Regions from separate parts of the Mus musculus genome. Here regions 2, 3 and 4 are each linked to region 1. A link is a loop called in an ENCODE intact Hi-C map of the cell type or tissue named here. Cell type or tissue: left cerebral cortex. All regions are shown on one strand. Links, peaks and the distances in the headings refer to the core of each region. The heading gives the core; the rest is flanking DNA.

The links. Hi-C counts contacts between places; a loop is a spot of excess contacts. Peaks named below come from ENCODE experiments on the same cell type or tissue, not always from the same donor. Only the 100,000 strongest peaks of a DNase experiment are listed, where the experiment ranks them.
Region 2: a loop joins it to region 1, with 2.2 times the contacts of the local background. A loop is called at or near these places in 4 of 42 quality-filtered maps.
Region 3: it touches region 1 in a loop (7-fold over the local background); 3 of 42 quality-filtered maps call a loop at or near these places.
Region 4: it touches region 1 in a loop (2.1-fold over the local background); 4 of 42 quality-filtered maps call a loop at or near these places.

What each region holds. Positions count from the first base shown.
Region 1 is chr12:50,996,857-51,002,978 of GRCm38, reverse strand. All of the region lies in intron 2 of Gm40421 (a long non-coding RNA gene), which reads left to right. Among named protein-coding and RNA genes, the nearest start is that of Gm40421, 5.0 kb to the left of the region's middle. In left cerebral cortex, for the core only: a CTCF peak has its summit at 3,161 (motif pointing right); DNase peaks (open chromatin) are centred at 3,172, 3,546, 4,235, 4,468 and 4 more places; H3K27ac peaks cover 1,925 bases.
Region 2 is chr12:51,114,910-51,121,031 of GRCm38, reverse strand. No RefSeq gene overlaps it. Among named protein-coding and RNA genes, the nearest start is that of Gm34745, 39 kb to the left of the region's middle. In left cerebral cortex, for the core only: no CTCF peak of the experiment used is centred there; DNase peaks (open chromatin) are centred at 1,946, 2,552 and 2,825; H3K27ac peaks cover 1,871 bases.
Region 3 is chr12:49,371,881-49,378,002 of GRCm38, reverse strand. The region is part of intron 1 of Gm34304 (predicted gene, 34304); the gene reads left to right. Among named protein-coding and RNA genes, the nearest start is that of Gm34304, 6.9 kb to the left of the region's middle. In left cerebral cortex, for the core only: CTCF peaks have their summits at 1,835 and 3,108 (motif pointing left); no DNase peak of the experiment used is centred there; H3K4me3 peaks cover 3,550 bases; H3K27ac peaks cover 4,754 bases.
Region 4 is chr12:51,098,119-51,104,240 of GRCm38, reverse strand. No RefSeq gene overlaps it. Among named protein-coding and RNA genes, the nearest start is that of Gm34745, 56 kb to the left of the region's middle. In left cerebral cortex, for the core only: no CTCF peak of the experiment used is centred there; a DNase peak (open chromatin) is centred at 3,069.

The DNA.
Region 1 (6,122 bases), core at 352-5,351:
GTGGTACTGGATTTTAGCTCAAACCTAAAGCTTAAAGATTTAATTTTCTGTTGGCCTTAATGAAATAACCAACGCATGAGCTCCCTGTGGGGGGATATGAAAAGTAGTGTCTAGAGACCCACTAAAACATTTGCAGACCTCCTTGGTTTTCTGTTTCTAATGTGATGAAAATTTGTACAAATAACAAAGAAAGAATGTCATGGTAACGAAAACATTTCCTATACATGTATTTTAGAGGGATGCGAAATCAAAGGTCTTCAAAGAATTACTAGGGCTCTTTCTAGGAGGTTATTGACAAATATGTAGTTTGTCTCTGGAGTTTGTGCCTCTTTCACAGATTGGTGTATTTGTGATCCCACCGGCAGAATAAGTGTCTGTAATTCATTTCTCCTTGTTAACTAGTGTGCCTTTGTGTGGAGGATGATTGGCAGCAAACTCGGCTGAGTCCCAACGGATGAGCTTGTTAGCAAAACCCTAGCGTCCCATCTCTAATAAAGCTTATCAGCGGTACATTTTGTCCTATCTATTAGCCTCTCTGTTTCTTTTTTTGTGAAAAGCTGAGTGTCCCTTTGAAGCAATGACAAATAAGCCCCTGAACTGAAGTGCTAGGCTGCCTTACGGACAGCTGGATAGTAAATGTCACACCGTGGAGAGAATGCCTATTATCAGAGCGAGCCATTTGTTCCCAGCCTTTCAGTATCTTAATGTAATACAAAATTGCTAAATCAAGCCCCATGTCTGTGACAGAACATAATTAATGAGAAAGCAGGAGCCAATTCAACACTCTTTATTGGGACCTAATTGGCTCAGGCAACAGAGTTGTCACTCAACAAGAGACTTCCTTTAAAGCAATTTTGTTCTTGGTTGTATTACAGAGCCTATTAAATTGTCCCCTCCTTGATCACACAAAGAAGTATCTGCATGCAATAATTAGCTTTTCCAGGGGGAATTTTTTTTAACTCATGCAATACCGGATCGTTTTTTAAACTGTCTGCAAAAGCCCTGCTTGTGGCCAGGGGATGAGCTGCACGCTGAGCAGAGCCACAGGCTGCTTTCCATTCTGCACAGCACCAGGAATCTCTGCTGCAGAAAGCTGAAAGGGAGCCCAAGCCAGAGAGAGACGTGCTCAGAGGTGGAGGATGGGAGAGGGATGAGGTGGTGGGCCCAGGAAATCACTTTGATGGGTAATCGTAGCTCACTTCACAATCTGCTCTTAAAAGGAACACAGTAGAATACTTATTTGTATATATTTAAAATTTGTGGGTTTTTTTTTTCCTTCTATAGCCAATTTACTCTGTAATCAAAATTAGCCGAGTGATGGCAGGAGGTGGAGCTTCAGTGCACATGAAAGCCTGAAGGGTCTCCGGTATATTAATGCACTTGGCTGTATTTTGGAGATTCTTGGGGGCACAGTTTAAAAGTCAGCACAAACATTTAATGCTGTGTGGTTATTTATTGCAATCTAAAAATGTACTCTGGAGATTTATGGCCTTCCCTCCCCCTCATTTAATAAATCTCAAGATAAATGTATTCTGGGTATGCACACCATTGTTTTAAAACTGTTTTCTCGCTGTCACAACACCACAGACTTCAAATAAGTCTGTGCCTTGTCTTGATGGGTTTTAGGCAGCGTGACATGCAGTGAGTGAAGGCCACAGAGAACAGCCCTTAAGGTTTACACAGGCATTCGCTGAGATCTGGGCAGAAAGGATCCAAGCCAGGGGTACAGCAGACGGAAAGTTGCAGGAAACACATATTAAAACATACAGATTAGGCAACCACAAGTATGAATTTGAAAAAAACAAACCCTGCAACAGTTGATATTAGAAATTATTAAAGGTTGATTTAAATGGCAATACTGTGAGCAGCCTAAATCAAAGGCACATGTATGGACCCTTTCTTGAAATGGCTGTCAATTTCTCCCTTCTGTGCCTTCAGAAACAGCAAAGACTGCAGTGAGCATGGCAACAGCATTTGGCTGGATTTAGAGAGCTGTTAGTTGCCCCAATGAGGAGATGCCAGCTATTAGGACAGGGAGAAGACAAACCTCTCAAACAGGAGAGGAGAGAGGCTCCCACCGAGCTGCAGGGTGCAGAGAAATCCCAAGATCTGCCCCAGTCACTGCTGCAGCAGGCTGGCGTGGTGCCGTGGTCCTCGGACTTATTGCTGTTTGCCGGCATCTTAAGCTGTCTCAGTTGCCATAACTGACTTCCGTCACATAGAAAGAACTTTTCTAGCTTCTCAGCCTCCCTCGAACCCACCCTTACAGACGGAGCAGAAGCGGACTCATGGATGCACTCTGTTTGAAAAATATTCGTTATTAGTCCATAAAGCAGGAACAAATAAAACTAACAGTAAAATGTATTAGTCAATAATGTCCTTTCCCAGGTGACTCTTGAACCTCACGGAGGCGCATTCTCAACGAAGATTTATTAGTCTGGTCGGGAATGCACCATGATAGCAAGAGCTGCCAGAATCTAATTTGCTTTAATTAATCATTTGCTTCATAACACGGCGATTCTCCCCCCTCCCCCTCCCTCCTTTTAACTGTCTAGATTATTTTAAAACATTAGATATTGCTCTGTGGATGGCTGATGAAACTGAAATTGAATGCTGTAAAAGTTAGATTAAAAATTCATTTAACAGTATAAACATTTCAGAGTGCAGGATGTTGTCGATTAGGTCAAGTGCGTATGGAGCAATAAAACAGTCGTCGAGCTGAGAGAAAATACATTGTCAGAGGGCACTCAAACAGCTGAATTTAGTCTAATTTAAATGTTATAGGAGACTTAAAAAAAAAAAAAACGCTAGCTAGGAATCCAGTTATAATTACTCTGTATTTGAGTAACACCGACGGCTAGGAAGTCGGAACCACATCCAGGCACATTTATTAGTGTCATGGTACAAACAAGCTTTAGTTTGGATAGGAATGAGCCATGGCCTCGGTGGAGAATAGAGGCTGAGTTAAAGGCCATAGTGCCTACCCCTCTTAGGAGAATGGACTGTCTCGGATTTCCAGGAGAGCCAAGACATCAGATATTTATCAGGGCAGCACCAGGCAGGAGTGTTTTCTCCTCCGCCCTCTGGGCTGGCCTGGGCAGATGCCAGCTGCACAGGGTGGGAGTGAGCGCTGCTGTAAGTGGAGGCTCCGTCCTTCTCGCCACAAGGAGGCGCTCGCGGACACCTCGCTGACTGAGCCGTACAGGCTTAAAGCCGGATGGAGCTCTGAAAGCTTCCAAGGACCTGAAAGGGGAACACTGTAGTTGCCTGTTGCTGAATGGAATGCTTTTGTGTGCTCAGCTCTTGGGAGCTGGGATGGGGAAAACATGTGTCTGATTTAGGAACCAAACAAAATGTGTGTGCTTAGAGATCTTGCAGTTTATTTCATAACACTATAAAGGGAAATACCACTGTAATTTAGCAGTGGGATGAGCCTGAAGCACAAGGACTGTGTGCTTGCCACTACAATTAAGCACCCTATACTATGCTGTCCGTACACATGGTACCTCATCCCTCGTATCAGTTCCAGTGTGACATGGAGTGTCCTTACTATAGTGGAATTTATATCACTCCCAGCCTCAGAAGGCTTGACTATCCTGTAAAAATACGTGTTAAAATCGGTGCCTCAGATGATCTAGTGGGGGCTATTTGTTGTAAAATATTTTGTAGTTTGGTTACTGGCCAACTTTTAATAAGCATATACGAAATTAAATAAGTATTTTACAAAGAAGCAGACATGTGTGTGGGTGCTGAACTTTTTTTTTTTTCTTCTTCCTTAAGTGGGTTTTCTGTCTGCTTTTAGAATCAGTTCTAGAACCTCATAAGAAAATTATTGTTATAGTGTTACAGTCCCACCCTCTCCCCCCTTTTTTTTGGTAAAGTCAAATATAAATAACATTCTCTGGGACAGCGTATTTGATACCCAATTCATTACAATTTAATGAAGTCAAGGTGTTGTTGGTGAATCACAGATTCATTGACAATCTTCAGAGAAGGTCCAAATGGCTGTAGGCAAGGCCTGTGTGCCGTTCCTCGCCGTTATTCTGGGTTGAACTTGAATACCTCCTGTTCTACTCCACGACTTCATCAGAAATGCATTTCAGTGGAGTTGTCGAGCAAAATATAACTCTAGGAGAATTGTAAACTAAGAGTGGGGACATCTCAGTTTCTACCCACAAGGAAGTTTCAGGAAGAGTGAACTGTCTAACTTTGAATTTTGGAAGGAAGCCTTGCTAGCTGCCACCTCAGCCAGGATGGAAAGCCTTATAAACTCATGGGTAGCAGCCAGTATTTGTCGTTTTCCTTCAGTTTCCCAATAAGTCAGCAACGTGCATCCTCACAAGAGACTCACAGCAAGTCTTGTGCTAAGAAGCAGAATCAGAGGGAATTGGATGTTCTTGAAGTTTTGCCGTTCAAATCAAAGTGAGCAGAAAGAAATGTGCCGTCGTCGTCATTCCCTGGGCTTGGAATTTCTTAACATTCGCGATGGGGATGGGGTTGAGTAACACCTGAGTCCCACGGGGAGGACTGTAATCAAGGAAGCTCTGAGCAGTGTTAGAGGGTCTTTACCTCCCCTCCATCCCTCTGCAATATGCACTTGCAGAATTGGCTAAATGAGCCACCATACTCTGGTCAATATGAATAGGCTTGTAAGAGGCTCAGTTTGATTTAATGGCCACCCATGGACTTCCACACGAGGAAGGGAATGCCATGCTCAGACTGAATAAAGCTGTAAGAATTCAACCACTCCATTTGGCATTGTAGCTGTATTTTAATGTCCTCTTCAGAATTCTCAGTTATAGTAACATCTCTGCAATCAGGCTAGCATAAAAAGGCCTGTTTGTAATAAATCGGTCAGCCTCTTATGTGCCTCTCTTTCCTGATGCGAATAGTGAATGACGGGATTGTTGCATGTAAACTAGGCAGGAAGATTTTCGGTATGGCTAGTTGTATCTCTTCATTTGTATAAGTGATTTATTTAAGATCTTATTTCTGTTTTCAGTCTTTGTTTTCACGTTATCTCCTAATTGTCCCAGGGATGGGGAGACAAACAGATTCTGCCCATGAAGTGTAGGTCTGTGGGAGATGTTTAAGCGAGATGCAGTTTACAAAGAGGTCAGGAAATGAAAACAAGATTGTTCTGCCTTCTGTCATCCTTTCTTTCAGGAGACTGATGTGAGGGTTGTGAGCTGTCATGTCCTGGCCAGGACGTGGTGGCAGAGGCGGAAGGGTGGAATTGGTTTCTATGAATATTCTAAGGTGGAATACTCACACTGCCTTCTTAGTACATAATGGTCACCCAGTGCAAAGGGCCCTAGACCTTTGGAATCATTCAAAGTTTTCATTAGAGAACCAGCGGTCTGTTCAACTTGCTCTGGTGGAGCTCGGCGTTGAAATTGCATATTATAGGCTGTGCTGCTGTAAATAAAGGGCATTTTGTTATGCCCACACTCAGCTGCCTTTCCTACTGTGATTTCTTTCCCAGCCCCTGCTGTGACCTATTGTCAAAAACAAGGCTTTATTGGTGAGCTTCTTTTCATAGGAGCTCGATGTCTGTCCAGAAGACAAAAACACCAGTTAGGTAGAAAGAGGACAACATCTTTTAGGGACAGAATGACTCAAAATCTTAACTACAGACTTTCAGATAATTCATAAATGTCAACAGACAAGAAGTGGGCAGCTGGGGCACCCTGTCTTGAAGGTGACACACCAGCCATTTCCTTGAAGGTGACAAACATGCCAGCCATTTCTTGGATGCTTAAACAGAAAAGGACCAAATGTGGTCTCTGGATTGATTTTGTAGAGACCCTTTCTTGCCAAGCTCAGGGTTTTTTGTTTTTTTTGTTTTTTTGTTTTTTGTTTTTCCCAGTGAAAATCAGCTCTTAGGCAACATTTACACCTTTATTTGTTTTGGAGGATTCTACAAGGGTGGCTAAGATCAAAAATATCAGTGAGATTATTTAAACAAAAAAATAGTCACCTAATTTCCCCCTCATTTCTCAGTGCTTCTTCTCACAAACCTACTCCTGAAATACAGGTATGGCCAAGCTGTCATGTAGAGAAGGACACTGCCCGCTAAAATGCTCTTCTTCTTTGTTGGTTATTGGCCTGAAAACATTGTG
Region 2 (6,122 bases), core at 759-5,758, 120 kb before region 1:
GAATAAGACCAGGAAATGAAAAAGCAAAGATAAACGAAACAAAACTGAAGATTAAGTTTAAGATGTCCACATACATATAAATTCAAAAGGGAAAACAGAAAATGGTAGTTTAGCCATTGCAAAAGACAAAATTTCTCCAAATGGAAGGATGTGCATTTTAAGATTGAAAATTGCCACGAAGTGTCCTGAAAACTAAAACCAAACCAAACAAAACCACAGCCACCCTAAAACAGAACTCTCATGGTAACACCTTGAAAGCCCAGAGCATTAAGAGTCAGGCTCCTCAATGCTTTTGAGGAGACAAACAATATCACTGAAGACTCAAAAGGCAGCCCACTGTGGACCTTTAAGGGCAAGGGACCACTGTTAAACTAAAATCTCTGGAAAAATATTATTTCAACTTAGAATTACTCACCATATTAACAAATGAATACAAACCGAATTGATATTTCCTGTTTGGTACATAAATGTTCAGAAACCGGCTTTCTGAATACCTTCCCAGAAAAGTGCTGCCACCGCAGAGGGAAACAGAGATGTGTGAGAGATGGAGGAAGCAAGCTCCAGCTGGGTAGAGCACCAATGTGTACACCTTGGAGAGTCAAGATCAAATCTCAGAGAGAAGCCTGAGAGGAAGACAACAAGCAAACAAAGACGGACATACTCCCTCGGTGTGAGACAGCTTGGCTAAGGAACTATTTATATTTATTTAAAAGAGCCTGGACAGAGCCAAAGAAAGAGATGCAGAGAAGGCCGTGAGCAAGCAAATATAAGAAATATATGATTAATTCAAGAGCATCACCCCAGAATTAAACCTAGGGCCTCATGCTTTCTAAGCAAGTGCTTTTGTGTAGACCTGTATACTCAGAAAAGATCTGGACTTTCTTCAAGTGTGTGCGTGTGCATGTGTGTGTGTGTGTGTGTGTGTGTGCGTGCACTCGCAAAGGAGTGCAGGTGCCCTTGGAGGCCAGAGGCATCAGATCCCCTGGCACTGGACACAAGAAGTTGTGAGCTGCTTGTTGATAAGGGTGCTGAAAACTGAGCTCTGGTCCTCTGGAAGCACACTAAGGGTTCTTAACCATTGAGTCATCTCTCCAGCCCCAAAGGTCCAGCTTTAATAGAAACATGCTGAAGACCATCATGGCTGAAGACAACACAATTCTGCCAGAGGCTTGTTCTACATAAAGCCAGAAGGAAGCTTGCCACAAATTCCTTGAGTATAAAGCCACCTGCCTGGCCTTTGTAGTTGCTGGTAGTCCAGCTAGTTGTTTTAGTCACCGGCCTATTGCTGTTAAGGAACACCATAACCGAGGCAACTCTTATAACAAGAAAGCACTTAATTGTGGGCTTGCCTATAGTTTGAGGAGGTTAGTCGTTATCCTGTCAGGAGCCTGTCAGGAACATGGTAGCATGCATGGTGCTGTAGCTGTAGTTATATTCTGATCCATAGGCGACAGGGGGGTACATATATATAGATAGAAAGGATAGAGATAGTGGGCCTGGCATGGGCTTTGAAACTTCAAGGCCCACCCCCAGTGACACACCTATTCCAACAAGACCACACCTCCCATTCCTTCTAATCCTTTCAAATAGTTCCACTCCTTGGTACCTTAGCATTGAACTATATGAGTGTATGGGGTGGGGGGTGCATTCTAATGCAAACCACCACATTAGGTGTTTCTGTGTCTGCGATCAACTAAAAGTCTGCTTTCAGCCCATGAGAAGACAAATGTGTGATGAGCGACTGTACCGATCATGTACAAAGTGACTGCGCCGTGCTGGAGCCCTCACTGCGTGCCTTGCCTTATCTCTGTTGATTCTTAGCTGCTTTCAGTTTGGCTGTACAATTGGGTGAAACTGAGATTTAAAGAGCCAACACAACTTTCCCAGAGTAGCAGGCCTTCGATGAGAACGCAGGCAGTGCAGGTCAGAATTCTGCTCCAGGGTGTCACTCTTCCGTTCAGTACACACCTCGTAACGTGCCGCAAGGGAACGGACAAAATCAATAAGAAAAGCAGACTCTTCTGATGGATGAAGAGGTTGAACCGAAGCCAGGGAAGGCTTAGGAGGGAAAGGGAACAGCCCTGCTGACCCACTCACAAGAACCAAGAATTGATGTGGTTTTGTAAACAACTGTTTTAGTGACTGGTCAAAGTCCCTTCTCTACCCGAAGACCAGAACAAGCCACCGCAATGACTCTTTTTTTCCAGAGACTCAGTTTTCACTCTTTTCTTATCTTTTAAACACCATTTTTCCTTCTTATGCCTTTTAATTACTAGGCTTCCTAGTACTCAGACCTAGATTGTCTTGTCTAAACTTTCTTTCAGTGACTATTTGCCTCCTGGGAGTCCTGGCAACCAGGCAAAGAGACCCCAATCTGGGAGCCAAAGAAGGCCTAGTTTTCCCTCCCATCCCCAGCCTCATTAAATATGGTGCAGTTTCTACCAAGAGTGTTGGGGGCGGAGGCTGTGTGGGCAAGACACAGCTTCCAAATGTTCTTGTAAATATTCATAAAAACACGTCAGTGTTGCTAAACCCACGGTAAACCATAACCACCCATCCCTGTACACCCTGCATCCTTTTGCTGTTAATCCTTTTGTCCGCCTTGAATTCCTTCCCACAATTGCTTCTCCCTCCATCTTGTGTTTTTGAATTGCTGCCAGCCACCTTAGCCTTTCAGGCAGCCCGCGGTACCCTTTTCAAAGCAGCGGGCCTTGCTGCCAGCTAGGATGCGAACGATACACGCTGTCCCAGCGATGTTGTGTTTTCTCATCTTGGTTCCTTGCTCATGGGGAACACGGCAATTATTCTACCCAGGACCTGATGGGGATTTCGGAGCGACCTGGCACATCTGAAACATTTTTCTGACTCACTGAGTTGGCATCTCTTGCTAGATCAGCATTGGCCCAGTTCCACACAGCCTGTCACCAGCAGTGGGTGTTGTTGTAAGCACTAGTTTTGATTGTGGCAAGATGGGCTCTGTGACTCTCCTCTTGTTCTGTTGAGTTCAGAAAAGGCATCTGCTCTCCATTCACATTGCATTTGACAAGAGTCCAAAACCTAAATGAATGTTGCTAATAAAGAACTGTAAGGAAAAAACATGTTGAGAACCACTGAGTGTATTCAACACATATCAAGTGTTGGAGCAGGGAGGGGGTAGGCTGGAGTGAGGCACTGGCTTGGGATCGGCGACTGGAGGGGTGGGAACTCTGGCCTCAGGGGCTAGCTCTGTCGGTGCACTGTGCCTCAGTTTGCCTTCTTTAAGTTGAACATGCTTGTGAGGTGTTTTCTGAAACAGACTGCTGGCGACCTGGAATCTGTTTACCTCGGCTGTGGGTCAACGGAGCCTGAGTTCTGTGGTAGTATTGATTAACTACTCAATGGCTGCCAAGGGTGACTTCAGCTCTGTACTTAAGCTTCACTGCTCATTCTCATCAAAGTCTTTGATCTGGGCAACTGGCTTGTCCACTGCCTTTTGTGTAGCACGTATAAACACAGCCCAAACCCATCTTCCCTTACTTTCTCAGACATAGCTCTTACATTACAAAGTCCACCCTGGGCACTGCTTTCCAGAGCAAGCAGCGGGCATCCTGAGAGGGTTTGCTTCTAAATAGGAGTGGTTGAGAGTTTGGAAAAAAATATTAGAATGTGAAACTATATTAAAATCACTGTCATCGAAGTCCTCATTTGGAATATGAATTATCTCGAAAACATACATACATATACCAAGGTGGTTGAATGAGAAAACTTTTAAGAGAGTATCTTAAGTCTTTAAACCGTAACATTATTATTATAGGTAAAATTCTTTCAGGTAAAGTGTAACTAACTTTTAATAAGTGTGATCATTTTAAACAGTACTAACACAACCACACTGTCACAATATTAATGTTACCGTGCTTTTGGCAATTAAGATACAAGGCATATGCTTTTTTCTTTAGAGGCTAATACCACATAAATAAATATTATTAAGTATTTTAAGGGCTTTATCCACAGAAAATTCTTACACTCTTAGTTTTTACAGGAGAGTGTCTATCAATTAAGACAAATTACTTTTATCCCATGGCCTTAATATCATAGCTAGTCCAGATTAAGAAAGACTGGAAAGTGAATAAAAATTGAATGAACCCAATATTTATTCTTGGTAGACTTCTCTGTGGTGGACAAAGCCTATCTCGTTCTCAAGAAAAACCTGGGTTAAGAATTCAGATTTTAATTTGTCAAACAAACATCTGCTCTATTGTATTGATGGGGCGTAGACTAGAATGACATGCTATTATTTGAGGTAAGTTGAAGGCCACCCTTTATGAAAATAAAGACATCAAGGATTTAGCCACGCAAAACTTTATCAGAGCATGTAAGGTTGGTAATGTTTGCAAAGTTTGGAACAGTCTTCAAGTCCCTCTAGAGCTGGACAGCTTAAGGAGGGTAAGAATGTGTGTGGTGGCATCCATGCTAATTTCCAGGTAAAGGTGTGGATACGTGACAGAATGGACAATCTGGGACCCTTAGGGCTACAAGTCTGGAAAGGGGGGTGGGGTGGCATTAGTTACTTTTCTTATCCCTGACCAAACACCTTATAGAGGCAACTTAAGGGAGGAAGGGTTTATTCTCCACCATGGATAGCATGGTGGAGAGAGCATGGTGGGTAGACACATTGGAGTGACTCAGTTCCTTCTGGTATTTGCTGTTGCAGTAATTTCCAACCCCAATAATCCCGAATAAAAACCACACAATCTAGTTATATTTATAAGCGATAAGCCTAGGTTGGGCAGAACTAGCACTATACTAACTTATTTCCCAGCTATGAGACCCTTTGTTACAGAGTTTCTCCTGGCCATGTGGTTCTGTACCATCTTCGTTTCCTCCTTCCTCTCCCCTCCCTCCCTCCTCTGTCCTCTCTCCTTCCCTTCTCATATTTCTCTCTCTCTCTCTCTCTCTCTCTCTCTCTCTCTCTCTCTCTGCTCCCACTCTCAAAGACCTCCTGTCCCACCTTTCACCTCTGCTGCCTAATCACAGGCTCTAGCCATTATTGACCAGTAAATGGGGAGAAGGTTCACATGGGATCACCTGAGTACGTGATCCACTGTTCATCCGGAGGCTGTCCCTCCCTCTTGAGGAAGCAGAATTAACGTCAGAAATCAAACAGCATCAGGACAACCCACAACAATTTGCTTTCAGCATGCTGTCAAAATCACCTATATCCTGCCAGATCTGAAAACAAACTGGGATCAGAAGTGGACATCACCCTCAACGCCCACCCCTCACAACTCACTTCTGCTCTCGAGGCCATCGCTCCGAAGTCTCCTCACAACAGTGCCATCAATTGGAGGTCTAATGTTCAAACACACCAGCCTGTGAGGTTCATTCTATACTCACACAGACAGGTAAATGGTATATGACGGTCAATCAATAAGGATGAGAAGTGAGCAATCGCCAGTGTGGTCAAATTTTAGGTTACTGTTTATTGAGAATTTGTTTGTATTTGTACTTGTGTCCTACATAAAGATGAAACAATGTGTTTAGTGATAGAACAAAAACAAAATCCCCAAACAGTGTTTTATATAAGAGGATAATTGCTATTAAATGGAAGTATTCAGTTACTGAGTGACACTTTTGGGGATCTTGTTCAACCCTAAATCCTCACCTAACCTATATCAATGTCACAGTCCAATTGTCACCTTTACTTTTTGTCCCCTTTACTGCTCAATCCCTTCTGGTGTTTGCTGTCGGACATCAAAACCTCTTTCGAGTCTTTTTGCTGAATTCCAAGATAATATTTGCTCCTTATTTCTTAGGAAGATCTAACACTCTTTTTTCCCTAATTCATTCTTTTTTAAAAAAAAAAATTTAGTTTTTATTCTTTATATCCACTATATTTCAGCTTACCTACACTTCTCCTAATCTCCTCTCCTTACCTCCCATCTCCTGTAGATTCATTCCTTCTGTGTTTTCCTTAAAAAAAAAAAAAAAAGAGCAGGCTTCCCAGGCATATACCAGACACAGCATAACAAGTTACAATAAGATTAGGTACAGCCCCTCATATCAAGGCTAGACAAGGGAACCAGTGAGGAAGAAAAGGGTCCTAAGCACAGGCAAAAAAGTCAGAGGTTGGAGATAGCCTTTAC
Region 3 (6,122 bases), core at 477-5,476, 1.6 Mb after region 1:
CTAGGTCCTCCCCACACCCCACCCCACCCCCAACCCAAATCAAAACCTGTGGCACCAGTGTTTGCCAAAGGTCCTGTCTGCCCACCCTCTTGGGGCGGCAGTGGTTGTTGGGCTCTGGTTCTTGAAGAAGGAGCTTCGCGGAGAGACTTGCTAGTCTGCTTGCCTCTGCTCTCCTCCCAGCGCGCTCACCCTGAGCTCCTTTGTAGTCCACGCCTGCCAAGTGCAATCCAGCCGGAGAGAGGCCTTGCCTTTAGGTTTCATCTCCAGATCCCTCCTCCCCTTCTGAAAAGGCAACTTTCAGCTTAGATGTCTGGTTTTTGCACATCAGACTGGAAGTATGCACAAACAGATCAATATTTTTGGGCTTTATAGGTCATCTGCCATGGTGAACGCGGAAAGGGGGGGGGGAGGCGGGGGCGGAAACAGTTAAAGGTTGTGAGCTTGTATTGATATAGTGCACAAGTCTGAGCTGAAATACCAGTGCGTGGTGCTGAAGTTAATTCGAATATTCAATAACAACTAAGGAGTATTGAACCCAGTGGGGGAGAGCAGTTACACACCACTTCTCTGCGAATCTTCCCAAGAAGCTATACACACAGGAAGGAGACACCCGACAGAGCAAGCTAGATACAGTAGGGCACAGGAGCAAGCTACTACAGTCACCAAATGAAAACTAAAACAACTCAATTCCTTTTCAGAATTGATAAGAAAGGTGGTGGGATATTTTTATTATTAAACAATCCCTACTTGATTTATTTCGTCAAATTCGGTGTCTCCCTTCTGGCTTTGTCTTAAGCCAGGAGAGAGAAAGCAATATCAAGATAATAGCTCAGCTGGGCAAGTGTGGCTCAGCTGAGTGTGTGGGCTACAAACCTTCAGGCCAAGAGGCTCGCTCCCTCTTTCTGTCTTTCTTTTTGTCCTTCTACCTTCTCTCTCTCTTCCCCTCCCTCTCCTCCTCCCTCCCTCCCTCCTTTTTCCTCTCTTCCTTCTTTCCCTCTTTTCGTCTAGATTGTGAATTTGATAGATAAAAAAGAAGAGAAAATGGAAACTCAGAAGACCCCCCCTCCCGCCCCCCTTGCCGAGAGCAACGGCATGCATGCTGCGGCTGGCTGCTGGCTGCCGCAAGCTCTTTGAGCGCAGAGCCTAGAGAGGCTCATTCTGGTGCTTTCTCGCTTTAAGACTTCCAGAATGCCAGTAGGGCCAGGCGCTCTGCTCGCTCGGATTTCTGCCCAAGTAACCCACCGTTTGGGTTTAGAATAAATACCCCCAAAGAAAAAAGGCCCCCAATTAAGCTGAGTATGGGCTAACCATCTCGCATCCAAAAACTGGGCCTGGAGGTTTTCATAGAGGGAGTTCTAGGTCCAGACCACCTAATAACCCGTGAGTGGGAGAATACGGGTATTGAGTAGGTCTGGAATTGTACACGAAACATTATTTCCTAATTAATTAAAGTAATTCTCTATCTCTATTTATATTCATATACATGCTATTGATTACACGCCTCTATTTGCTTGAAAAAGTGCTCAGAGTATCTTTGGAGCACACTGCTCTTTCTTTGTCCCCTTGAACATTTACAGCTGATCTTGCGGCTGGTTGAGATCAATTAGCACTGGATTTTGCCCTGGGATTGCTCCCCAGGGCGGAAAAATGGAGCCAACTGTTCTCCAGAGACTTTATTCGCCCCTCTGTATCCGCCAGGACTCCGTAGGCAGTTCAAAATCCCAAGCCTTGGTTTCACTTGATTTTGTTGTTGTTGTTATTGATAAATATTGGGTCATACACAAGCCACTTGTCAGAGCCTTTGGCTCCATCTCACAGCGGCAGCTCCTAGCGGGGCGTTTGAGTCTTGTCCTAGAAGCTGAAAAAATTTCCTGGGACGAGAACTGCACATTCTCTGATCCTTCAGTTCCGGAGATATCCCTATAGGATCATAGCCCTGCCTGTCTGCTGTCAGGTTCATTCCTCGATTTGTTCCAATATATGGACACTGAGTAGATGGGTGTGTTCTACCCATTTAAAAAATTGTGATTGGGAGGGGTGTTGGTAAGTTGATGCTGGTCCTATAGCTCCCTGCAAAGCCCCCCTCAAAGCTCAAACAGATAGTCATTGTAATTGTGGGGAGGTGAGGATGAGCCGGCAGGTAAGGCACTTGAGGGTTGTGTAATTGGAGTGTTGTATACAGTTTATCTTTCAGCTGTGCTGTGTATATTTCTCCCCCTTGATACATACTGCATATGAACAGAACCCATGGTCGGCTTGTCTTGGCATGTTTGAAGCCCTAGACACCTAACAGTATCATTACAGGAAAGAGACAAAGCCCCAAAGACTCCATCCAGGCAGGGAGGTGACTGCCTTTGGGGCGAATGGGGAGTTTCCTTGGCACTGAACTTGTCAGGGGAGCAGAGCCACTGCTGGACTCCCCTGACTTCAGGGCTTTCCGATGCTGAACTAGTGTTTGTGTGTGTGTGTGTGTGTGTGTGTGTGTGTGTGTGTGTGTGTGTGTGTGTTGTAACCAACTGATTTCCGACATTTCAAAGAGATTCTTTCTATTTCTCAGCATTACGGAAATGTACGTTGCTGGAAAAGCAGTAAAAACAAGCATAGAACTGCAATTTTCAAGAAAATAGGATCTCCAAATATAAAAATAAAAAAGTAGCAGATAAGATGTATAATTCAATCAAATTACACAAAATTGCTTGAGAATCCAGAACAGTAGCGATCCATTATGCCTCTGTTTTATTAGTGACAAGTACAATTACTCTAAAATAAAGAACACTGGTGAATATATAATTGGCTGTAATCATGTTAGTGTTTGAATAAAAATGACGGGAACATTTAACACTTTGACAACAAAATGTTCAGAAATAACTTATTTATTCAAACAGTTTTTTATTTTCCACCAAGCGAAGGAGAAACACAGTTTGCTTAGGAAAATCAATGACTTTTCCCTGCAATAAATAAATACCCCAAAGGGGAAAAACAGCCCCACACCTCTATATTATTACTACTATTATTTTTAACCACCAAGAAGCTTAATCCTATTTGAAGTCAACATTTCACATAGCGGTTGTTTGGTACTAAAGTCCGCCACCTAGAGGAACAACTGTATAATGCAATGCCAACCCCTTTACCCCCGCGGTGACCCGGAGAATCAGTTAATATTCTTTGCAAATTGCTGTCCAAACTAACTCCCTCACTCCACCCCCTCATATCCCCTTCCGCCCTGAAACATCGTCACAATATTTTCTTAGTAATTGTTATGCGCGGTTGACAAAAACCGGAGACTTTCTCCGTTAGTGTAGATCTCCCGGGAAAGTGCCAGGGAGTGCACCGGGGAAGCGGGTCAGGATTTGGAAGGTGCTGGAGAGGCAATTCTCTTTTACCTGGGGTTCATTTAGAGCAGCCCGATTTCAGGTCCCTTAAAGGAACAGTTTAAGAGAGAATCATCTTAGTCTGGCTCCCTCTGGTTTTGCGCAGAGAAAGAAACCAGTTCCCGCCCCCTGCTCCGCCGGCATACAAAATCTGGGCCCCTGCTTTTTATCTAATTAGTCCTGTAAGTTTTATCGACCCAGGTAGGCTACTGGGAATACCCATAATGCAGATTTTGTTTGGTTGTGTCCCTGGAGCCAGACCCACGCAAGAGAAAAATCTAGATTTTTGCACAGTCCTGTATTGTCAAGAAACGCATGCGGTTTGCGGGAGAATTTGGAGCTCCGCTCGGCAGGACTTTTCGCTTTTAAGTCTTGTTGGATCGCTTGGATCCAATGGGGAGATGGGGAGAACCACCCTACCTTCCCACTCACTTTAATTTAAGCTTTGGGCAGGGATACTCTAAAGGAGGCTAGGGCGGCTGGAAGAAGAATTTCCTAATGTGCGCTACATTCCCTTAGCGGACATTGCTGCCACCGCCGCAGCCTCTATGGTGATCCAGGCCAGACATTCAGCCTTCCCCATCTCACTTCAAAGTTTTATCTGCCCGAAGTTGCCTATAAAAATGTTTAAGCTAGCAGGACGAGAAAGGAGCAGAATGATTGAATTCTTTTTAAAAAATAAGTGTAGCTAGTACCCGAACTTCCGATGAGTTTTATCTCTTCGGTTCCCCTGGTTTCTTCCTTCCCTCTCTTCCTATTTTTTCTTAGATGTCTCACCTTTCCTTCCCTTTTCCTCTCTCTCTCTCTCTCTTTTCTAGTCTATGTCTACCAACTTTTCTCCAAGAATAAGATGAAGAGAGCGGAGGTGATGCCGAGACAGACCCTTTCCCCCCACTTTCCTGCCTCCTAGTCTCAGATGCTCCACGCGGGATTTGGACGCCCTCTGAGGGTTCTTCCTCTTCTTCTGACTCAATAGCAGTTCAATTAGGAACCATTAAACTATTTTCCTGGTGTATGTCTAAATTATTTTAAGGTAGTTAAATATGTATTTTAAAAATCACAAACACTAGATGGCTGTCCGGTGGCCTAAGGCCTGAGGGTTCTAAGCCCACTCCACCACTCTACCGCAAGGCCCTAAGAACTCAAATCCTCAGATTTTTTTTCCTTTTTTGGTTTATGCAAAGCTAGCTCTTCCACTCTTCACTCCGAGGTCTATCATCCCTCTCCTGCATTATATTAACAGCGTGCTAGCCTTCCTCTACGTGGGTAGGCTGCTAATGGGAACCACTTAATGCAACTGAAATGCTCATCTGTGGAGATTTTCCCAAGCAATGTTGGCTTTTTTTTCTTTTCTTTTCTTGTTTTCTTTTCAAGGCATGGTCACCACTCCCTCACTTCTCCTCTTTTCTTAATATGGGGTCTGGAAAGGGGGTACAACAACTTTTAGTGAGTGGGATGCTCCCTCCCCTTTCTGCTGCTTTTCAGTTATCCCCGGGGATAAACTGGACAGCTTTGCTTCTCTCTAAAGAGTAGGACTATCCTAAGTCTAGCTAAAGCTCTTGGTTGCCTCTAGCAGCAAATCCTAGTCCATCTATTCTCCAGTGCCACCTTTCCTTCCCCCGGGAAGTTTGTCCGGGGAAGTCAGGATGGCTCTCACTGAGACTCTATAGTGTTCTTCAGTGCAGTCCTCTGAAGAAAATGCCACAAGAAATTGCCACAGAGATGCTCTGTGCTTTGCATGGTCTCATGTGTAGGGTATGTTTCTTTAGTTGGAAGAACTTTTTAGGGTCTACTTTTGGGGGCTTGTTGGTATCCCTTGCCAAGAAGGGATGCACCCCCCCACCCCCCAAGAGAGTGATCATCTTATAAAGCTTTATACACTTTCATATAATTCTGGCCAAAAAGTCATGATTCATCGATCCAGTTTCCTAGGAGAAGATCATCAGCAAAAAGCCAAGTTAAATCAGATGTGTAATAAATGTTATACAGTGGGTTTAGTGATGGTTTGTGATTCACAGATGAAGTGTTCCTGCCACCTAAAAGTTGGTGACATGCAGACTCAAGATCTTCTGGCATTACCATTCTTCCTCTTAGGAAGTTACTTCACCTTTGTAGTGTTTTTTTCTTTAACAAAACATTACTGTAGTTGTTAATATACAAAGTGCCAAATATCTTCTGTTTGTACAAACTCCCAAGAAATGACACCCCAAATCATTTCCAAACCCTATGTTTTTTTTTTAAAAAAAGGTTGGAAGTGAAATTTCATTCAAATAGCAGCAGTGCCATCTAGTGACCATAGGGATGAGTATTGATGAAAGTAAGAGTGTTGGCTGTTTTTAAGATTCCTGAGGCACAGTGGGCTTTTCTAATACAGTGTGATTGTCTTACCAGGAGAACTCTATAATATCAAATTTTACACCATGAACACAGATAAATTAAACTATGTTTTTCCATGTCAGGTTTTCCTCCAAGGTAGCTTTGCTGTATTACATTGATTTTACAAATTATCAGCAAGAATTGATAATGAGAGTTATAAACATATACATAATTAAAATAGAAACAAATAGACATTTTGGTATTTCTTCTGAGGCATTGGTTACTCACTTAAGACTGCTCTTTAGTTAGTATCAGGAACACACTAAATTTTCTATCTTTTTTTTTTTTTTAAATAACCACATCTGTGCTTTCTCTATGTCACCATTGCTCAAAATGTTTTGAAATTCAAAGTAACAGAATTCATATGCTTGAACG
Region 4 (6,122 bases), core at 320-5,319, 100 kb before region 1:
GGTTGTTTCTCTTCACTTGGTGTAATCCTCCCAAGGACAAGGTGTTCTGTTTCCTGTGGTACTAATATGTGTAGATGGAGTTTTGCATTCGATTAATTTAATCTGTAGACATTATTATTTTTTAACTGCTCAAGATGTTCTATCTTTGGCTACTGCCGGCCTTTCAGTTTCTCTTAGCTTCCGTGACACAGTAGCTTTTGAGAACCTTCTTGTCATTTGGCACAACTGCATCCTCCTTGCTCCAGCCGTACATTTCTTCATATTATACTTGGAGCCAAATATTTGTTCAAAAAATGGTTTCATTCATAGGAAACTGAAGATAAGGAGTGCCCACTATGTCCCATCGATGGGAGTGGTGTGTATGCTTTGCATTAGGCCAAACCAGTTTAAAAAAAGAAAACAACACACACTGTGTTTGTTCAAACCATATCTGTTCAGTGGTGACACGATTGATTGTCCAGGCTCTATTGCTTGGCAAGAAACAGAAAATGTCACCCAGGCTGACATAAAAAAAATGTTTTTCCTTCTTTTTCTGTCTTCTTGTTGTCTGTTTGTTTGTAACAAAAAGATAAGATTCGGTTCAAATGAAGCAGCTGGTTTCTTCTTGTGCCACACCTTTCTTTATATCCATTGGCCTCAGTCTCCAATTAGCTTTTCTCAAAGCTCTGAGAATTTCCACTAGCTTCCAGGTCTCCATGCTTCCATATTTACAACCTGCTTCAAAAGAGCATCTTTGTCTCTTTCTTCCCAGAAATAATACTGAGATTCATTTGCATAAGAATCTTCACTTTGGTGGTGTGTTTGAGAGAAACGACTTGTTAGATGGAATATTGCTGATTGATTGAACCTTCACTACATATTTTGTTCCTGAAGTTGGAGATAAGAGCTCCCCAAGATCTGGTTGAGTCTTCAAATAGCAGCTGGGATAGTGGAAAAGGGAGGTAGGAAGGAGGAAGCAGATGCCAAAGAGAGGGTAATAAACACCCAATATTACAACATCCTATTTCAATCTATTTAATGTATTAATTCAGACCTTTATAACAATGTATGCACGATTTAAAACCTTAAAGAGACAAAGTGGAGTTAAAAAATGTCCTGCTCTCATGGAAACTGTATGGCATCAGAAATTGAAACAGTATCTTTGAACAACCTAGTAGATAAAAATGTAGAAAGTATAGTAGGGTCTAAGAAAGGAAGAAAAAAATGTAGTCTCTCTTTATGGCTCTGGTGTCCTGAAATTCACTATGAAGACCAGGCTTGCCTTGAACTCACAGAGATCTGTCTGCCTCCACCTCCCAAGTACTAAAGTTAAAGGGATCTGCCACCACAGCCAGCATAATTTTTAGTTGAAAAGTTTTCTGGTTATATTGATACGTTTATTACCTTCCTTGGAGTCTACCTTGGAAGACTCAAACATTGTGCAAATAACGTTCCCTCTCAGTGGTGGACTCATAGGGACATTTCCCCCCCACATCTCTCAAACAAAGGTTCTTACCAGTGTAAGAATTTGTTTCGGAGATACTTTTCCCATATGCTCTTTCAGGGAGAAAAGGAGTCTCCTGTGTTAACACTAAGTTGTTTGGTTTTTCTAAGTTGGTTCTTCTACGACTAGCATGTCACTGATGAGTAACTCCAAAGTAAACAAGATGCTAACGCCAGAGTGTTCCACGGGGCTGACTATAAATTTAGGTGTAGTGTTTTGGATTATAACATCAAACTTCTCCACCACGTGAGCTACAAAAGCAGAACGTGGAATACCTTGGAAATCCCATCTAAGCGAAGCTCATCTTCAAAAGGAAAATGCAGAAGAGTCCCATCAAAAATGGACAGCTATAAAGCTTACAGTGACCAGAATCATAAATGGAATAATAAAAATTTAAAAAGCCAGATCCAAGGTCATATAGCTGGAATGGTAAGGAGATCTCTGACTCACTTCAAATGAAACATAATTCCAATTTCTTTTCCTCAGTGAAAAGGTTTCATTGTAGTTACTTTTTCTATTTTTTCAGCTGGTACCAGAGTCTAATAGCAGATTACAACTTAGTATACAAAATAAGGACTTTATTTATTAAGCCCATGGGGATGTCATCTAATTATTTTTAATCACTAAAGGGATCCATGCATTCTTTTCTCAACCGCTTTCCGCCATTGAATTGGTTGGTCCGTATGAATTGGCCATATCCTGAGTTAGTTCTCATTCACGTTTGGCATTTATTAACAATATCTTAGAGACCTCCCATGTTGGGCTGCAGTGACATTAGCTCATTGTGGTCAAGTCTGTACATGGAAATGCCTTGGTTGGTAGGGGGAGGGGAAACAAACAAAGCCAACAACCTCAAACCCAAACGCAACCATCTGTGTGCTATTTGATGGGGCGTTCCTGACTCTGAGCAGTAGTCCTAGCTGAGAGGTACCACTGAGTACGATTGTTTATGCTGCGCCGTGGTGTAAAGCAGACAATACCACACAATCAGAGCCTTCACACTCAAACAGACATCACACTCTGTAATTATATTTGTCTGACAGATTATTATAATTGTACGTGGCAGGTAGTAGAAAGCAACTCCTTTTTACAGCCTAAATAATGTGGCATATTCTGCATACTCTAAATCAACCTTGCAGAAGGTAAATTATGAAAGCTAAATGCACGTTGAGTGTTTTTATTTACTCTTTCAGTTAGCATCTTATGTGGTGCTAGACAGCAAAAGAGCATTACCTTATTTTGCCTGGTACTATTTCATTTAACACTTTATTGTGCAAAGTTCTTTTTGGCTGACAGCTTGTTTTATTTTGGCATACTCAAGGCAGCACTAGCAATGATTCTCTGTAATGCTTTTCCCTGGGGATCATATTGACCTGGTCAGCCTATGCGAAGAAGTAGAAGCTTAAATGCATTACTTAGAGAGAAAAATGCCGAGCTATAGTTTGTTCCTTTAACAATTAGAATAAACCAATTTTGGGAATGAGCTCTTGAGCTATTTGCAGAATTTAAGAGACTTTCTGATAGCCTTTTAGATGAACAGACAAGCTGTGGTAGGCTGCCGTAGTGCTTACCACATCTGCTCTCATTTCCTTCCAGCACGTGGGTGGTCAGATTGCTCAGCCACTCTGTAGTTAGATGGGACAATATTCATGAGTTTTTGCAGCTGGCCTATGGGTAGAAGCGGCTATGTCACTTTCCATACTGAGGTGTACATACATGTAAGACCCTCAGCTTGGTCTCACTTGGCTGGTGGCCAAAGACACTACTTGGTGCGGAGAGCACTTAGCAGAAGAGGATGCATCTCTCAACTCCAACCCCCCAAGCTGCACCATGCTAACTGGCTTCAGATAGGTACAGCGAGAGAGAAACACACCCACACTGATTAAACTACTAAAACTCGAGTTTAATTATTTTATTGTAATTTAACTTATTCTGCCTCATATGGCATTCTTTATTTATTTATTTATTTATTTATTTTTTTCGAGACAGGGTTTCTCTGTATAGCCCTGGCTGTCCTGGAGCTCACTTTGTAGACCAGGCTGGCCTCGAACTCAGAAATCCGCCTGCCTCTGCCTCCCGAGTGCTGGGATTAAAGGCGTGCGCCACCACGCCCAGCTCTCATACAGCATTCTTGAGAAAGATTTTCTAGGCAGCCTACATCTCACCGCAGGTTTGTGAATTCTATACTGACTTTTCAGTTTCTACACCAAGGTTTTACATTTTCAGAAGTATTTATTATATGAGATGCTGAGTAGTTGATAAGTGCTTATGTTGTCCATTCTTTCTGTGCTTTATGGATAAGTCTTGAAATTTTACAAAATGAACTTACTCAGGCTAATCCCCAAGCCTATATAGAAAAAAAAGCACTTGCCCAAAGAAGTCTTGTGGGCTCTGTTCTTATCCTACCGCACTGTGCTGGTTCACATCTGTTTCTCATAACAGCAATATTGATTAAAGAGCAAATGTGTAAAAGGTAAATACTACAAGATTGGGTATTCCTCAACATTTTATAGTGTTCTGTTCACGTACTGCCTGATGAGTGTGTGGAATTAGGTGTTGCATGGAGATGATCGTAATTAAATAGTCAAAATCCTAGTCTTCATAAATGGTTATTCTGAGAAGGCATGAATCATATGTAAATATATTCAGATATAGTCTTAGGCAGATGCTGCAAATGATCGGTCTAACTGGGGAGGCTTGTCAGGTGTATCTGTGAATTTCTTGACACACTTTTAAGATTGAGGTCTGTTGTGATTTCTATTGTTATGGCTTGTCTTAGTCAGTGTTCCATTGCTGTGAAGAGACACCATGACCATGGCAACTTTTAATAAGGAAAGCATTTAATTGGGGTTTGCTTACAGTCTCAGAGGTTTGTTCCATTATCAGCATGGCAGGGAGCATGGCAGCATGTAGGCAGACGTGGTGCTGGAGAAGGAGCTGGAAGTTCTACGTCTAGATGCACAGGCAGCAGGAAGAAAGAGTACCACTGGGCTTGGCTTGAGCATTTGAAACCCCAAAGCCCACTCCCTGTGACATAACTTCCTTCAACAGGACCACACCTCCTCACCTCTGTCCGGTAGGGAAGCCGAGAGATTCGTGCTGAGGATCAAGTTGAGATGCTTCATTTAGTCAAGTGATATCATGTGGAAGAAAAGCTAAAGTTCATGAGCAGAATTATGTCTCTCAGGTTAAGGATGCCGACAGATTAGTGGGAAGTCCCAAAGTGGCAGAGAGCTCACCCTGCTGACTGGAGAGACTGTAGACCACTAAGTGTCCTCAGATTTAATTCATTAGGTTCTCCCTCGAGTACTGTGGATTTGTTAAAGAAAACACATGCAGGCAGGGAACTTACTCGACTGTTGATTGTTAACAGTAGCTGTGGATATGCTAGTTTTAATTAGTAAGATGCAGAACAGGGGGCCATACAAACCACAAGTCCATGTGGAGATAGGGTAATCTGACCAGCCCAAAGATGACTACAGGCAGGCTGGAGAGACAGCTCAATGGTAAAGAACGCTTGCTGCTCTTCCCAGAGACAGGGTTCAGTTTCCAGTATCCACATTGTCGCTCACAACTGTCTGTTACTACAGTTTGGGGATCCAATGCTCCCCTCTGTTCTCCATGGCCTGCCAGGCATGTGTGTGACACATAAACAAATATACAGTCAAAATAGTCGTACATATAAAAAGTGAGATAAGCCTTTTAAAAAGTGACTAGGTGTCACTGGGTTTCAAACTGTGTCTACCAGACCTACACCGGGATGCTGAAGCAACATTTATATTAAACAAATGTATGATTTACTACTTCACATCTGGGAAACAACTCCAAGGCAGTTGCTGCTATTGAAGGGCTCTTCAGCATTTTCCTGATGGAGATAACTTCTGGATTGTGTCACTTTTCCTCATTGTCCCAGGTGGCTTGTGTTGGTGGTTGATTTAAAGAGTGAAAGCCATTGTGGAGTATTAAGAAAATGGATTTATTGCTAACTCATTTGCATGGAGTTCCCTATCCCCAAACTGCTTCGGAGATCATTTATTCCAGTATAAAGAATTTCCTTGGTTTACTGTTTTCTTCCAGTAGATATCGTCTTGCTATATAGCCAGACTGGCTACCCATAATCCTCCTGCTTCAGCCTCCAGAACACTGGGATTATAGACATGTGCTATTATGCTCAGTCCTCAGTTTTATTCATGTAACTCTTCCAAATCATGTAATTTCACATGAATCTGCCCTGAATACCCAGGTAGTGTTGGCACCTTAATTGAAATTTATCTTAGATAAATAGCAGATCACCTTAGACTTTGGTCTAGCTGGAAAAGATGATCTGGACCAATCAAATATATTTCTAAAAGTCAAAGGTTAGGGAATTTAAATACAAAGCTGTACCTATGATGACTAAAGAAACATAATTAGGGCTGGCGAGATGGCTCAGAGGGTAAGAGTACTGATTGATCTTCCAAAGGTCTTGAGTTCAATTCCCAGCAACCACATGATGGCTCAACTACCCATAATGAGATTTGATGCCCTCTTCTGATGAATCTGAAGACAGCTACAGTGTACAGTGTATAATAATAAATAAACCTTAAAAAAAAGAAACATAATTAAGCTGAATCTTAATTTTTGAGAAACAAATATCATC